Linked DNA regions of Homo sapiens: region 2 is linked to region 1. A link is an interaction called in ENCODE POLR2A ChIA-PET data of the cell type or tissue named here. Cell type or tissue: IMR-90. All regions are shown on one strand.

Evidence for each region. ChIA-PET counts read pairs that join two places held together with the same protein. Peaks named below come from ENCODE experiments on the same cell type or tissue, not always from the same donor. Only the 100,000 strongest peaks of a DNase experiment are listed, where the experiment ranks them.
Region 2: POLR2A ChIA-PET joins it to region 1 with 7 read pairs; 2 of 35 experiments call an interaction of 5 or more read pairs at or near these places.

Annotation. Positions count from the first base shown.
Region 1 is chr9:15,372,326-15,374,825 of GRCh38, forward strand. No RefSeq gene overlaps it. Among named protein-coding and RNA genes, the nearest start is that of SNAPC3, 49 kb to the right of the region's middle. In IMR-90, no CTCF peak of the experiment used is centred here; a DNase peak (open chromatin) is centred at 1,056; H3K27ac peaks cover 2,045 bases.
Region 2 is chr9:15,503,566-15,506,065 of GRCh38, forward strand. The region is part of intron 3 of PSIP1 (PC4 and SRSF1 interacting protein 1); the gene reads right to left. Among named protein-coding and RNA genes, the nearest start is that of PSIP1, 6.2 kb to the right of the region's middle. In IMR-90, no CTCF peak of the experiment used is centred here; no DNase peak of the experiment used is centred here.

The DNA of each region.
Region 1 (2,500 bases):
GCCATTTTGTTTCTCCCAGCCAAAAAGAACCCCTGGGTGACAGGGGGCCACATGGGAATGTCTGTGGGGTTGACCCCCGTGACATGCGGCGGCCTTCAGGGAACCCCCAACAAAATTAGTTTAAAAAGGGCTTGTCCAGGAAGTGCATATAGGACCTGGTCACTCCGTGCTTTGAGCCCTCCCAGAGGTGCTTAGACCTCTGGAGAGAGAAACTGAGACATGTAAGAGGGCGTCAAGAACTCTGTGGTGACACGGTGGAGTCCAACCCACAACCAGCACACTTAACCCACCACACTGAACTCTAGACCACAGCTCAGCCCCTCCTTTTCAAGAAAAAAAAAGTGGGCAACAAATAATCTAAGAATGAGGAAAAAACAAGAAGAATGACAGCTTTCAGGCGCTCTGTTGGTTTTATGGTGCCACTCCTTGCAAGTGTTTGTATAAAATGAACATATTATGGTCTTTCTGCACATTTACGTCAAGGGAAAAGAGCCCAAAGTTCGAAATGTAATTATAGGGTTTCTAAGTTCTCTTTTTCTCTATTTTCTTTTCTGCCTTCTTTAAATCCACTGTTTTTTTTCTTTTTAAAAAAATTTTAAAATAATTTATTTTGATATAGGGTCTCACAATGTCACCCAGGCTGGTCTTAAACTCCGAGGCTCAAGCAGTCCTCCCACCTCAGCTTCCCAAAGTGCTGGGATTACAGGCATGAGCCACTATGCCTGGCCTGCTGTTTTCTACTGAGATAAAAACCACTGTTTGGAGCCAACCATTTTTTGTTTGTTTCTTTGTGTGTTTGCTTTTTGCAAGCCTGTGAATTTGTATTAATAACTCATGGCTAGAGTTCTGAAGTAAAAGCTATAGAATCGTGTGTGTGTGTGTGTGTGTGTGTGTGTGTGTGTGTGTATTTAAAAGGCCTTTTTGTTTTGTTTTGTTTTTCATTTTTTTCTCCTATGACCATGTTCTTACTGAGAAAGTTTTTTTAGAAAAATAGTGTCTAACATCCTGGGATTCCTTAAAGTAAACAGAGAAGTTACCAAACTCCTTTTAAGGAAGAAACCTCTTTTTCCCTGTTGAACCCCAAGAATGTAAACAAATGTGTTTTCTCTCAGATCTTAAACTGCTTGCTTCTATATTGTGTTATCTGATTTTTTTCCAGCTAAAATAGTTATTACAACAGAGGCTACTGTTTGATGTTTAAAATAAGGAAGAATGTAGTTTAGACACTTAGAGAAATGTCTTTGTAAAAAAAAAAGTTGCACTGTAAAAGCATCATCTAGCCTCATAATTCTCTTTTTGGAGATCCAGTGCTCAGAGCTTAAAAGAAGACTTAGGGCCAGGCACAGTAGCTCACACCTGTAATCCCAGCACATTGGAAGGCCAAGGTGGGCAGATCACCAGAGGTTAGGAGATCGGGACCAACCGGGCCAACATGGTGAAACCACATCTCTAATAAAAATACAAAAACTAGCTGGGCATGGTGACGCACACCTGTAGTCCCAGCTACTCGGGAGGCTGAGGCAGGAGAATCACTTGAACCCAGGAGGTGGAGGTGGCAGTGAGCCAAGATCATGCCACTACATCCAGCCTGGCAACAGAGCAAGACTCTGTCTCAAAAATAAAAAAGAGAAGACTTAAATTAGAACTAATGAAAAATCGTGGATAGGAGACAGGACTAACATGCAGCTCCTGCTTGGACAGACAGAACAGTGTCTGGAGACTCACATTGTGAACTTTTGCTTCAAGAACCACTGCAGGAACATACCAGGAAAACCAAAAGAATTCAAAGACCCTTTGAAAGAAGTGGCTTGCCGTTGCAAACACCACAAGACAGCCAAAAAACTGTGAGTTCCCAAAGTGTGAGAGGAGGAAAAGAAAGCCTCCAAACACACATCTTCACTGGGGAAACTGAAAATCCAGGTCACAGGAGAAGGATTTAACCTTACCTACAGCTGAAACAGATTTAGGGAGCTGAGTGAAATATAAAAGCAGAAGAAGCAGTGGGAAGATCCCTGTAGGCACTCCCAGTCTCCAGCTCAAGCCTAGTGAAGCCATTCCTGGCTTTATCTCACAGAGGTCTTTGGGGAAGTGAAGACAGCCAGTGGAACTGGGGAGGAGCCACAGAGAGAAGAAAGCTCCTAGCTGAACTTTGTAATAATTTTGACTGAGCACTAATTTTTCTGAACAGAATCAGGTGGGGCAAATGGGGAAGTGCCGATACAAGCGCAGAAGCCACAGCCTACAGTGCAGGCAGGTGGGAAGGGGTGAAGCCTGAGAGCCCTGTTTGCTTTCTCAATAGGGAGGCTTGTACCCTGGGGCAAGATCTCACCCCTGCATGCGGGCTGCTTGGATATAAACTCAGTGCGGTTGGTGGGAGCATGGTGGGAGTGAGACTGGCCCTGCTGGCTGCATGGGAGCTAGGTAAGGCCTGTCACTGCTGGCTTTCCCCCACTTACCTGGCAACCTGTATGATGCAGCAGAGGTGGCCATAATCCCCTGG
Region 2 (2,500 bases), 130 kb after region 1:
ATGGGAGGATCACTTAGGCCCAGGAGTTCAAGGATGCAGTCAACTATGATCGCCGCTGTGTTCCATCCTGGGCCATGGAATGAGACTCTGTCTCCAAAAAAAAAAAAACTTCAAATAACTACCCTCCCAAATTTTGAGGGGAAAAAAGATCATCAGAGACCTAGTTTCCAAAAATTAGTATTTTTTTGTTTGTTTTTTAGAGACAGAGTCTCACTCTGTTGCCCAGGCTGGAGTGCAATGGCACAATCTCGGCTCACCACACCCTCTGCCTCCTGGGTTCAAGCAATTCTCCTGCCTCAGCCTCCCAAGTAGCTGAGACTACAGGTGCACACTACCATGCCAGGCTAATTTTTGTATTTTCAGTAGAGATGGGGTTTCACTATATTGGCCAAAGTGGTCTTGAACTCCTGACCTCGTCATCCGCCCGCTTCAGCCTCCCAAAGTGCTGGGATTACACGCGTAAGCCACCGCGCCCAGCCCAAAAATTAATCTTAAGTACAAAAGAAGTCACCACCAGACCAACATACATATGGGGCAGCACTGCTTTTCCAAAGATAAATGGTATAATCATAAGAACACTAAGGCAAAAACCAAGTGCATTTTGAAATGAAAATTCAGTATTGTCAGCTTAACTTTAAAGTTAAATTCATTTGAATTCCTTGAATATATCCTAAATTCTTGAATATTAGTAATTCACTGTCTTCATTAACTATCTAATTACCTATTAACCAAACAACAGTTTAGTTATTTAGTTTAGTTTGTTTTGGTTTAAAGTGTACATATATTTATATATGAAAATCCTTTTAAATGCAGGAGAAGGGATAATCATTCCTCTTCTAAATTTAAAATAGTAACGTAAGAATGGACTGTGTATTCTGTAAGACTATCAGGATATATAGAAGTATAAAATCGGTTCCATTCCAGCACTTTAGGAGGCCGAGGTGGGCAGATCACGAGGTCAGGAGATCGAGACCATCCTGGCTAACACGGTGAAACCCCATCTCTACTAAAAATACAAAAAATTAGCCTGGCGTGGTGGCAGGCACCTGTAGTCCCAGCTACTCGGGAGGCTGAGGCAGGAGAATGGCGTGAACCCAGGAGGCGGAGCATGCAGTGAGCGGAGATCATGCCACTGCACTCCAGCCTGGGCAACAGAGCTAGACTCGGTCTCAAAAAAAAAAAAAAGAAAAAACCTGTTCCATTTCAGACAAAAATCAGAATTAAAGACTTTTAAGCTTATAAAACTGAAAAATGCTAAGGAATGTCCACTCACATTACTACAGTATTTCCAAACTTCAACGTAAATCAGAATCATCTGGAAGGCTTGTTAAAACAGGTCTTTGGCTCCACACTCACAGCTTTATTCAGTAGGTCTAGAATAAGGCCTAAGAACTTTTTTTTTTTTTTTTTTTTTGAGATGAGGTCTGCAGTGGTGAGATCTTGGCTCACTGCAACCTTTGCCTCCCCGGCTCAGGTGACGGTTCCACCTCAGCCTCTGGAGTAGCTGGGACCACATGTGTGTGCCACCACAAACGGCTAATTTTTGTATTTTTTGTAGAGACACAGTTTCACCATGTTGCAGGCTGGTCTCCAACTCCTGAACTCAAGTGACCCTCCCGCCTTGGCCTCCCAAAGTGTTGGGATTACAGGTGTCAGCCACCACACCCAGCCAAGAACTTACATTTTAATTAAAGTTCGCAAGAGATGCTAATGGTGCTAGACCTGACAACACACTTTGAAAAGCCCTACTCTAATATACACTGCACCATTTTCCATTAAAAGATACTTTTGTCCTCTATTAAATTTACTGAAGAGTTTCTTTAAAGTATCCCATGGAATCAGAAACTTATCACTTCTTAAAAATTATATTGTTATATATAGAATACACTTGAACCTAACTCTAATTATGATGAAGGCCAAACCAATTCTGGATCCAAAGTTGTATTTTTTTAAAAACTTATTATGAAATATTGTATGACACCATTCAAATAAAATGTCCAGAACTGGTAAGTCTATACAGACAGTAGACTAGTGGTTGTTTACGGTTGGAGAGGGGAAAGTGATCATCAAAAGGTTATGATAGTCAATATACTAAAATCTACTAAATATACTAAAATCTATTGAAAATCACTTTAAGCAGGTGAACTTCTTTGTATGTAAATTCCATCTCAATAGAGCTATTAAAGACATTGTGTGAAAGTTTATACAGTAGCTAAGCAACTTTAAACCAAATATTGCCATTGCAGCCACTCTTAGGAATACATAATTCTAATCAGAATAGCAATAGTTTTGTTTCTCCTCATCCCAGGTAAACAAGACTACCAAAATTATGACAGACACCAAACTTCAAGTCCAAAATCAACCAGATTATATAGTATTTCTAAGGCCATTAAATTATAGGTACATAGGAACATTCTTCGGGAAATTAACGGTAGCCTCCTGAGTGATCCCATGCACTTGGCAGTAACATACGTCAACATTCAGCTGCAATTTTTGAAAA